Regions from separate parts of the Homo sapiens genome. Here region 1 is linked to region 2. The links are chromatin contacts, found by Hi-C or POLR2A ChIA-PET in ENCODE. All regions are on one chromosome and are shown on one strand. Each heading gives the region's core, a stretch centred on a gene start or an enhancer-like site at or near the end of the contact. The rest is flanking DNA. Distances are from core to core; before and after follow the strand shown.

Region 1 (5,764 bases), core at 1,771-4,270, 36 kb after region 2:
TCGCGTGGGACTTGGTGGGGTGGTGTATGGGCACAGAAATCCATGTCTTAATAGTAGTCAAAACGTAATGGTGTTGTCTGGCATCTTAATTTAAATGAAGTCATCTTTTGTGCAGAATTCTCAGAGCCACATGGTACAGTCTCCTCTGGGTTCGGGGACCTGTAGCACACTGGTTTATTTCACCACTGTGGCGTGCCAGTTGCTGGGAAATTAATAATCTGTTTTAATTTGATGCCTGAGGATAGCATGGCATTTCATAATTAATGTCTTCCATACCAGCAACAGAAACCCCAGAGGTTCTGTTATCATCCAATTTAATGTTGGAAAAACATTTCCATGTGAGTGACAAGCATAATGCTAAATAATAACTATTAATGCTTAGTACTTAGTGCAAGACTTGCACTTTGATGTAAATTAACTCATTCAGTTCGATAGCCCTGTGAGTAGTAGGGACTGTTATTACTGCCACTGTACAGATGAGGAAACTGTTCATAGTGATCTGCTTTGGAGCTGAACCTTGAAGTGGATCATGTCATGTAACAAATGTCCTGTGGTCTCCTCCTCCCCTGAGCTTTCAGTTCCAGCCCTGACCACGGCTGCTGCTGGGAATCCCGGAATCTTTCTTATCACTATGTCAGTGTCGTTGCTGAGTAAAATGTGCTGTCTTTGGCTGGTTCCCCTTTCACAGCCAAAAGTTGGACCTTGTTGCATTTGGTGGCGGTGTGTGGAAATTCTCTGCTAACATAATCCTTAGTCTTTCCCTCTCCTTCATGTTGCTGTATCATCCTTTCTTTTTTCTCAACCCTTCAATAGATCTTTTTATTTATTTACTTATTTATTTTTTAGAGTTGGGGTCTTGCTCTGTTGCCCAGGCTGAAGTGCAGTGGTGTGATCATGGCTCACCAAAGCCTGGAACTACTAGGCTCAAGTGATCCCCTTGCCTGAGCCTCTGAAATAGCTAGGATTGCAGGCTTGCACCACCATGCCCGGCTGGTTTTTAAACTTTTATAGAGACAGAGATCTTGTTCTGTTGGCCAGGCTGGTCTCAAACTCCTAGGCTCAAGTGATCTTCCCACCTCAGCCTGCCAACTAGCTGGGATTACAAATGTGAGACACTGTGCCTGGCTCCAACAGTTCTTTTTTTTAAAAAAATTATTATTAAAATTATTTTATTGGTACATAATATTTGTACATATGTATGGGGTACCTGTGATTTTTTATTTTTTATTGAGATGGAGTCTTGCTCTTGTCGCCCAGGCTGGAGTGCAATGGCACCGTCTTGGCTCAATGCAACCTCCGCTTCCTGGGTTCAGGCGATTCTCCTGCCTGAGCCTCCCGAGTAGCTGGGATTACAGGTGCCCACCACCATGCCTGGCTAGTTTTTGTATTTTTAGTAGAGACAGGTTTCACCATGTTGGCCAGGCTGGTCTCGAACTCCTGACCTTGTGATCTGCTCACTTCGGCCTTCCAGAGTGCTGGGATTATACGTGTAAGCCACTGCGCCTGGCCTTGGTACTTGTGATATTTTGATACATGCCTAGAATGTGTAATCACTTTCAACAGATGTTTGCTTTTTTTTTTTTTCTTTCTTTGGGCAGTCTCCCGGGGCTAGGGTAAGTTCAGAGAGGCTCCTAGATCTTTGTTTCTTGTTTATTTCACCAGTTACTCATTTGTAGAAATGAGTTGTTCAATAAACACACAGTTGTTCAATAAAATTATGTTCACTAAACAAATACATCTTGGTTGGAAGGAAGGGCATTATTCATTGCGTGCAGTACTGTATTTCATGGTTCCTGAGGTACCATATACCAGGATCACTCCAGCTTGCTACAGGGAAAGTGATTAATTTTTGAGGAACAAAGCAAAAATTAATGAAAAGTGACCCAGAGCTCTACACAGACTTGGCTTGCTGTCTTTGTAGCCACTGGAAACCCAAGTAGCCAGTACAGAATACAGTATGGAGAAATGAATTATTTTCCATTCCACTTGGGAAAGGAGAAAGAACCACTGCCGTTATTGGCGTTTGATGCATTTGATGGCATGACCTTGGAATTTGATTTTTTTTTTTTTTTTTAGATGGAGCCTCACTCTGTTGCCCAGTCTGGAGTGCAGTGGCATGATCTCAGCTCACTGCAACCTCTGCCTCCCAGGTGCAAGTGATTCTCCAGCCTCAGCCACCTGAGTAGCTGGGACTATAGGTGTGTGCCACCATGTCTGGCTAATTTTTGTATTTTTAGTAGAGATGGAGTTTCACCATGTTGGCCAGGCTGGTCTCGAACTCCTGACTTCAGGTAATCTGCCCGCCTCGACCTCCCAAAGTGCTGGGATTACAGGCATGAGCCACCACGCCTGGCTGGAATTTGATGTTCTTTTAATCACTGATATATCATCGTCAGGTTATAGGTTGGCAGTCAATTACAAGGTGATCGGGGCCATTCAGAATATACCAGAGACACAGTTACTGTTGCTGAGCTGCCTGTAAAATTGAAGTCTAATCTTCCCTGTCTGTTCGGCAGCCTTGGGCAATGAGGATCTGACTTTGAAACACTGCCTTCCCTTGCTTTCTGCGATGCCATAGCCTCTTGGCACACTTTCTTCTTCTTTTCTGATCCTTGTTGGCATATCACTTCCATACCCTCAAATATTATTCATCCTTGGATTCATTGTTGGCTCTTGTTTCTATGCATACTGTTTGGATTCCTTGGTGAAGTTGCTCTGTATGTGCCTGTTATTCTTAGTCATACCCGCAGCCCAGAGCACTTCCTTGAACTCTGTCTCATGAATGTCTCTATTTGGCGTACAGCACGGGCTTGTCAGTCTCCAAAACTGAATTCTGATCTTCATCCATATGTGTTCCTGTGTTTCTTGCTTAGTAAATGGCTCTGCCTTTTACCCAGGTCCCCTGGACAGCTCTTGGGCTTCCTCCCAGCCTTCTCCTTCTCCCTCTTCTCTGCCCCAAAACCAGTCCCACAAAGAGCATTGTTTTCTGTCTCTCACATGGGTCCCTGAGCCACTCGCGGTTCCTCCATCCTCAGTGAATTCTCTTCTTTCTCCCCGACTTGTGTTTTCCTGCCTTCAGTCTTGATCAGCTCTGACCCACTTTGCACATCATGGAGTGGTCTTCTTTAATGACCATCCCACTCCCCCACTTATTCCCCGTAACCCCACTAACTTAAAGCTCTTCTGTGGGTCTCTTGTAGAATCGGGACAAAGTATCCAGTGCGTGATCTGGCTTCTTGGGCTCTCTTCCCTACTGGCTGTATCTGTCTCTGTTCTACCTCTTATGCCGTGCTGTATGCCAGGGCTGACAGGCAGCGGCAGGTCTGACATCACAACTCTTTCATCCAGTTTGCAAATAAATGATGGCCTGAGTCCCACAAGCTCCCCTCCTGCCACGCCCCTGCCTTGGGACTCTTGAGACCTCTCCATAATTCAGCAGCTGAAGCACTAATGCCAGATCCTGTGTGGGGCAGGGCCTTCAGTGCCGCTGCCTGTGCTTTGCTTGGTGCCTCTCAGTAATTTAGATGATTCAGTTCTGTATTTTTTTTTTTTCTGAGACAATGTCTTGCTCTGTCGCCCAGGCTAGAGTGCAGTGGTGCGATCTCGGCTCACTGCAGCCTCTGCCTTCTGGGTTCAGGTGATTCTCGTGTCTTGGCCTCCTGAGTAGCTGGCACTACAGGTGTGTACCACCACGCTGCCTAATTTTTGTATTTTTGGTAGAGATGGGGTTTCCTCATGTTGGCTAGGCTGGTCTCGAACTCCTGGCCTCATGTGATCCACCTGCCTCAGCCTCCCAAAGTGCTGGGATTACAGGCGTTAGCCACTGTTCCTGGCCCAATCCTGTATTTTGAACAGCTCTCCTAGTTTCTGTTGTCTTGAAACTCTTCAAGTCTGGCAGTTCTTTCCCTTCTGCTACCTTCCTTCCTTCCCCAGCTCTCACCCAAGCTCCTACTGGCGAAACTTCTATTCTCTCTTAAAAAAAAAATATGGCCGGGCGTGGTGGCTCATGCCTGTAATCCCAGCACTTTGGGAGGCTGAGGCGGGCGGATCATGAGGTCAGGAAATCGAGACCATCCTAGCTAACACGGTGAAACCCATTTCTACTAAAAATACAAAAAATTAGCCAGGCGTGGTGGCAGGTGCCTATAGTCCCAGCTACTTGGGAGGCTGAGGCAGGAGAATGGTGTGAACCCGGGAGGCGGAGCTTGCAGTGAGCCGAGATCGCGCCACTGCACTCCAGCCTGGGCAACAGAGTGAGACTCCATCTCAAAACAAAACAAAGCAAAACGAACAAAAAAAAAATTGGTAAAATATACATAATGAAATTTACCATTTCAGCCATTTGAAGTGTACAATTCAGTGTAAGTGTACTTAATGTACATTCACATGTCATACAGTAATCATTACCACCATTCATCTCAGAACCTTTCCATTTTTACAAACCAAAACTGTGTACTTGTTAAACACTAACACTCACTCCCTCCACACCCCTGTCCCTGGCAGCCAGCATTCTACTTTCTGCCTCAGTGCATTCTACTACTTTAGGTTCCTTGTACCAATGGAATCATGCAATATTTGTTCTTTTTTGTCTGGCTTTATTTAGCATAACATCTTCAAGGATCGTCCGTGTTGTAGTATGTGTCAGAATTTCCTTCTTCTTCTTCTTCTTTTTTTTTTTTTTTTTGATGGAGCCTTGCTCTGTTGCCCAGTTTGCTGGAGTACAGTAAGTAGCGCTATCTCAGCTCACCACAACCTCCGCCTCCTGGGTTCAAGCGATTCTCCTGCCTCAGCCTCCCAAGTAGCTGAGATTATAGGCACATGCCACCATGCCCGGCTAATTTTTGTATTTTTAGTAGATACGTGGTTTCACTATGTTGGCCAGGCTGGTCTCGAACCCCTGACCTTGTGATCCACCCACCTCGGCCTCCCAAAGTGCTGTGATTACAGGCATGAGCAACCGCGCCTGGCCCAGAATTTTCTTCTTTTTAAAGGCTGAACAATATTTTTGAGGGTATGTAGAGCCCATATTTTGTTTATTCCCATGACAGTTGGGTGTCTTCCACTTATGGGCTATTGTGAATGGTACTGCTGTGAATATGAAGATACAAATACTTGTTTTTTCCACTTTTAGTTCTTTTGGGGCATACACCCAGAAGGACAATGTTGGATCATATGATAATTCTATGTTTAATTATTTTTTAGAAACCATCAGAGGGTTTTCCATAGAGGCTATACCCTGTTGCATTCCCACTAGCAATGCACACGAGATCCATTTTCTCCACCATCCTTCCACATCCTTGCCAACTCCATAGCCTTGCCAGTGTTGGGTTTTTATTTATTTTGTGAGATAGAATCTCACTTTGTCACCCAGGCTGGAGTGTGATCTTGGCTCACTGTAGCCTCCACCCCCCAGGTTCAAGTGATTCTCCTGCCTCAGTTTCCCAAGTAGCTGGGATTACAGGCGTGCGCCACCATGCCTGGCTAATTTTTGTATTTTTAGTAGAGGCAGGGTTTCACCACGTTGGCCAGGCTGGTCTCGAGCTCCTGGCCTCAAGTGATCTGCCCGCCTTGGCCTCCCAAAGTGCTGGAAGTACAGGTGCGAGCCACTGTGCCCGGCCAATGCTGGCTTTTTAAATTAGAGAAAAGGTATATAGCTTTAATTGTATACATGGGGAGAACCAGAGAGTGATTACCACCCCCTTTTTTCATATATATATATGTATGTATAGTAATTTTATTATTTTTTTGTAGGGACAGTATCTTA
Region 2 (5,613 bases), core at 370-2,869:
GAGCTCCAGGGTTGCGAGGGTTAAAGAAGGAATATAGCCGGAGTGCCTGGTTGCCTCCTGCTTGTTTTCTCCTCCCCACGTGCCAGGGGTCCTCTTTCACCCTTTCATCTCCCAGGGCAGCAAACACAGAGGCTTGGATTGAATTGCTTTGCCTGGGCTTTGGAGAGAAGGTAGCTAGTTGAAAGGACTTCTGGGAGCCAGAGGTCTTGATACCTTGGGGTAAGGGTTGCCAACAATGATGATAATGATAGCTAATTTTATTAAATGCTTGGTATATACCAGGCACTGTTCTAGGTGCACAATACAATTTCCCTCATTTTATCGTCCGAAGAGGTAGGTTCTATGATGAGCCTGAAGGAGGGAGGTTAAGTAACTTGCTCATGATCACATGGCTGGTGGAGTAGGATTCTAACCCACACTATCCTGTTCTTAATTTCTGCTCTTTCTCTCCAGGAGGTCACTGTAGCTTGAATGGTGACCCCAGGCAGAAGGCTAGAGATTTGTGGTAAAAATTAATGTAGGATCCAAAGGACTCTAAACATTAAACATTAGATCCTGAGAGTTCTAAACATTGAAGACAAAGGCCGGGCGCGGTGGCTCATGCCTGTAATCCCAACACTTTGGAAGGCCAAGGCAGGCAGATCACCTGAGGTCAGGAGTTTGAGAGCAGCCTGGCCAACATGGTGAAATCCCGTCTCTACTAAAAATACAAAAATTAGCTGGGCATGGTAGCAGGAGCCTGTAATCTCAGCTACTTGGGAGGCTGAGGCAGGATAATCGCTTGAACCCAGGAGGCAGAGGTTGCAGTGAGCTGAGATCGCGCCATTGCACTCCAGCCTGGGTGACAAGAGCAAGACTCCGTCTACAAACAAACAACAACAACAAAACATTAAAGAGAGACCCAACTAGGTGACTGACTTTCCCGTGCACATGAGGATTCTGAGTAGAGTTAGGGAGTGTCAGCTGACTGCATTTCTCAGACAGGTTTGTGGACCCCTGGAGGTATTCCCTTGGGTGCCTTTCCATTTTCTGTTTTCATTTTGATGGTGATCTAAATGAGAAATAAAAAGAAGCCTGTTCTTGTTCACCTGGTTGACTGCTGGCTGGGGGCTGCCCCTGGAGATGAGGAAGCAGGAACATGGGGTTTGATCGCTCCTGTGTGGCAAAGTGTTTGCTGAATTTGCACTGGGCCACTGCTGCAGGTTGTGATGGAGGTCGAGGGTGAGCAGGGCTTAGCAGCTGGCAGCTCCAGGATCCCATGGACTTGGAAATGTATCCCTCCTCGGCCACTTCCCATGAGTCTAGCCCTGGGTAAAGGTCTTTTCCTCTCTGAGTCACAGTGTTCTCTACTGAATGGAACCACTTTTCCTTCTTTGTCAAGGATTAAATAGGTCATTTAATGACTTAGCCTGTGGTTGGGATTCGGTAGGTGGGCACATTGTTCCTACTTCTCTCTGAGTGGCGGCAACATTTGAAGCTGGCAGATTCTTCTGGGCCCTGGCGGAGGTGCTGTACTCTCCACTGGATTCAAAGGGAGAAGGTAAGAAGGAGACTGGTAGCATTGATTGCTCTGCCTGCCTGTCTCTGCAGAGTCTCCATAGACTGTAGAGCTGGAAGGGCATGATCTCATGCAGAAACCAGTGGCCAGACAAGGGAAGTGACTGTCCCTGTCACATGGCTAGCAAGCAGGCCAGGCAGGATGAGAGCTCAGGCCTTGTGACTTCCCGTTCAGTGCTCTCCACTGTTCCTCTCAGTTGATAAGTGGTCCTGAGACCACCTGTGCTCCTTGCAGCCTAGTAAACCCCCTTCTCTCTTATTTATTTATTTTTGAGACACTCTCACTCTGTTGCCCAGGCTGGAGTGCATTGGTGCAATCTTGGCTCACTGTAACCTCCGTCTCCCAGGTTCAAGCGATTCTCCTGCCTCAGCCTTCTGAGTAGCTGGGACTACAGGCGCCCGTCACCACACCTGGCTAATTTTTGTATTTTTAGTAGAGACGGGGTTTTGCCATGTTGGCCAGGCTGGTCTTGAACTCCTGACCTCATGTGATCCGTCCGCTTTGGCCCCCCAAAGTTGCTGGGATTATAGGTGTGAGCCACTGTGCCTGGCTGACCCCTTTCTCTTAAGCTCATTCAGGGCTAAGTTGGCCACAGCTGCCCCTTCTGAGGTCAAGATTATCTCACTTGACAGCTTCTTGCCTGCAGAGAGATCACAGCCAGGAAGTGTGAGCCTCTGGGTTGAGACCTGCACAATCTCGGGTAGTTTTTGTATAAAGAACAGGTTTTTCTTTTCTTCCCCCCCCACCCCATCATGAAAAGAGGCTTTGCAGAGTAAGGCAGAGGAGGCTGCTGACATCTCATCCAGAATAATCAGTAGAGCAAAATACTCTTAAAAAAAAAAAAAAAAAAGACATCGAGGATCATTGTGCATACCAGGAAGGGTAGGTGCTAAACCTTTATTATTCAGGTGTGAAAGGAGCCGGCAGTGTCAGCTCCACTGGAAGCTTACGAGAAACACAGAGTTGGCAGGGCACGGTGGCTCACACCTGTAATCCCAGCACTTTGGGAGGCCGAGGTGGGTGGATCACGAGGTCAGGAGTTTAAGACCAGCCTGGCCAACATGGTGAAACCCTGTCTCTACTGAAAATACAAAAATTAGCCGGGCGTGGTGGTGCGTGCCTGTAATCCCAGCTTTTTGGGAGGCTGAGGCAGGAGAATTGCTTGAACCTGGGAGGTGGAGGTTGCAGGGAGCCGAGACTGGGCCACTGCACTCCAGCCTGGGTGACACAGCAACACTCCGTCTCAGAAAAAAAAAAAAAAGAGTTAGGCCCCATCCTCAACCTCCTGAACCAGAACCTCCCTTTTGGGCTGGGTGTGGTGGCTCACACCTATTATCCCAGCTGTTTGGGAGGCAGAGGCAGGAGGATCGCTTGAGTCTGGGGTGAGACCCCGTCTGTATAAAAAATAAAAATAAATAAATTATCTGTGAGTGGTGCCCTGTGCCTGTAGTCCCAGCTACTCGGAGGGCTGAGGCAGGAGAGTCGATTGAACCCAGGAGGTTGAGACTGTAGAAAGCTATGATTGTGCCACTTACTCTAGCCCATGTGATAGAGATCCTGTCTCAGAAAAAAACGCCAAAAAATAAATTGCTGCTTTTTAACAAGATCTCCAGGAGATCTGTGTGGACATTAAAGTTTGAGAAGCACTGCATTAAAAAATTATCACTAGGGAGATGAAAGAGATTTTTATTTTCTTTGTACATTTTTTCCTGATTTGTTATTATTCTATTTTTTTCCTGCATGAATTGCTTTTATGATGAGAAAAAAATAGCAAAGGCATTTCCAGTGCGGGGAACCCTGTCAAGTTTCCAGTTGGCATTGCTCAAGGGCAGGTAGAGCTGTCGGGCTCACTCATACTTGGAAAAAGGAAGAAAGCAAGCCTAACTTTTTTTCTATTCTGGTGTTAGGGAGGGAAGATCAGAATCCAAACCCTGGATTCTGAAACAAAGAGCGTTTGATTGATAGACACAGGTGTCAAGAGGTGTTGGAGGACCTTGGCCAGATGGGTCTATAGCCATCCTGAGCGATGCCTTGAGATGCCTCATGGCTGGTGGGAATGGTGCCTAGGCTATTCTTGATCGAAACCTCTTCCAGAAAAAAATACTAACGGTACTTTTTGAAGAGTCAGTTGTTTTATTGTGTGTCTCAAAGAATCTGCTGACTGGTTTCATTACCAGGCCTGGGGGTAAGGCAGGATCCTTGGTATTGTGGTCCTAACACAGGCTTTAGAGGTCTTGAGTCAGGATCACTGTTCCACCAATTAGTATTCAAATTTCAACAGTCTAACCCCTTTATCATGGCCCACACGATCCTATGTGACTGACATCTGCCCGCCTGTTTGATCTTTCCTTCCACTTTTTTGCTTTTTGCTCAAGCCACAGCAAACTTCCTTCTGGTCCTGGAAGACCAGAGCCAAGCTTGTCCTACCTCCGAGCCTCTCCCCTTGCTGTTTGCTCTGTCTGGAACACTGGCCTGCCCTGTCTTTCCATAGCTGTTCCTTCTCTTCATAGAGGGCTCAGCTCAAATGTCACCTGTGCAGAGAGGCCCTCAGTGGCTGCCTTGGCTAAAGCAGCCTTCTTGCTTCCTCCCTATCCCATCACTGTGTTTGTTTTGTCTTCCTAGTGTGACTCTCTAACACTTTTTCATTGATTAGTTTACATTTATACTTTTTTTTTTTTTTTGAGATAGGGCCTCACTCTGTCACTCAGGCCAGAGTGCAGTGGCACGATCTCAGCTCACTGCAGCCATTGCCTCCTGGGTTCAAGTGATCCTTCCACTTCTGCCTCATGAACAGCTGGGACCACAGGTGTGTGCCACCACGCCCGGCTAATTTTTTGTGTTTTTGGTAGATACAGGGCTTCATCATGTTGCCCAGGCTGGTCTCAAACTCCTGATGTCAAGCAATCTTCCTGCCTCAGCCTTCCAAAGTGCTGGGATTACAGGTGTGAGCCACTGTACCCGGCCTTCTAGTAGGATTTTAGCTCCATGAGAAGATGGATCTTTTACACCATTTAACTCCGGTGTCCTCAGCTCTTAAAACATTGCCTCACATACACTAGAAGTTAAATAAGTCCTGGGTGGATCAACACACACAATCACTTGACTTCCCCGAGCTTCAGCTTTCCCATCTGTGTTTGGGAACCTGGCTTATAGGGTGAATGTGAAGATGAAGGGAGATGATGCATGCATAGTGCTTAGCTTGGTTCCTGGCATGTAGGATGCGCCCAGCACACGGTGGTGGTTGTTATCAACCAGCTGGCCCTGGCTTGACCTGGAGGAATCACTGACCACCTCTGAGATAATGCCCTGCTGCTACTCTCTGGTGCAGCCCACGTAGAGTTGCCCAAGACAGAAGCAGCCTGATGGCAATTCAACGCCTGCAGTGTGGAGCGTCTGCCCTTAGAAACTGAATTTCAGTATCCTTTGAAGTGAATGTGCTCTGTGTCTGGTGCATCATACTCCGGGCTTTGTATCTTGCTTGGAGTCATTGGGCCTCTTGTGGAGATCAGGTGTGGCTCTACCAACTGTCTGCCTGGTGCTTTCAAGTGCTCTTGCCCCAGACCTTCCTAAATGGAAGTTCAGCATATGTCATGTGTGTCAGTTGGGAATGCTTTTGGATGCAAGTAACAGCCCAATGTGCAGTGGTGTGGACAAATAGGGTTATTTATTTTGTGAGAGTTAGCTTGTTTCTAGTCTTGGCTTACCAACTCAGTGATATCAGGGCTGGTGTCTTTGTGATTCTCTAGGTCTTTCTCTCAGGCTCATGACTTCGTGGTGGCAAAATGCTACTCTGGCTCCACCCAACATGTTTATGATTAAGGCATGAAGGATGGTGGAGGGAGTGATGCTCTGCATAGCTCTTCTTTCTATCAGAAATGAATGACTTTCCCAGAACTTTGGGAGCCACTTCTGCTTTCTTCTCATTGGCCAGACTGCTTAAGTTCAACCTCAGCTGCTGAGAAGAGGAGTAATCAGGTTTCACAGCTTGGATTGCTGAAGGTGGCATGGGAAAAGGATGTTGGAGATGATAGTGAGAACAGCCAGTGAGCAGTTCC

Evidence for each region. A loop is a pair of places that touch in the nucleus more often than their neighbours do. ChIA-PET counts read pairs that join two places held with the same protein, here RNA polymerase II (POLR2A). Pooled maps may share reads with other maps.
Region 1: a loop to region 2 is called in a map with no recorded cell type, with 2.5 times the contacts of the local background. The contact joins two enhancer-like sites. A Hi-C loop is called at or near these places in 2 of 168 maps with a recorded cell type or tissue (B cell and Calu3), 13 of 37 single-sample maps with no recorded cell type and 5 of 50 pooled maps. POLR2A ChIA-PET finds 5 or more read pairs at or near these places in 10 of 52 experiments (B cell, BJ, GM10248 and 6 more).

What each region holds. Positions count from the first base shown.
Region 1 is chr16:12,027,537-12,033,300 of GRCh38, forward strand. All of the region lies in intron 4 of SNX29 (sorting nexin 29), which reads left to right. Among named protein-coding and RNA genes, the nearest start is that of SNX29, 54 kb to the left of the region's middle. Within about 2 kb of position 3,021, at least 3 of the 41 ENCODE cell types and tissues checked have a DNase peak (open chromatin) inside an H3K27ac peak, as active enhancers do.
Region 2 is chr16:11,993,257-11,998,869 of GRCh38, forward strand. The region is part of intron 1 of SNX29 (sorting nexin 29); the gene reads left to right. Among named protein-coding and RNA genes, the nearest start is that of SNX29, 19 kb to the left of the region's middle. Within about 2 kb of position 1,620, at least 12 of the 41 ENCODE cell types and tissues checked have a DNase peak (open chromatin) inside an H3K27ac peak, as active enhancers do.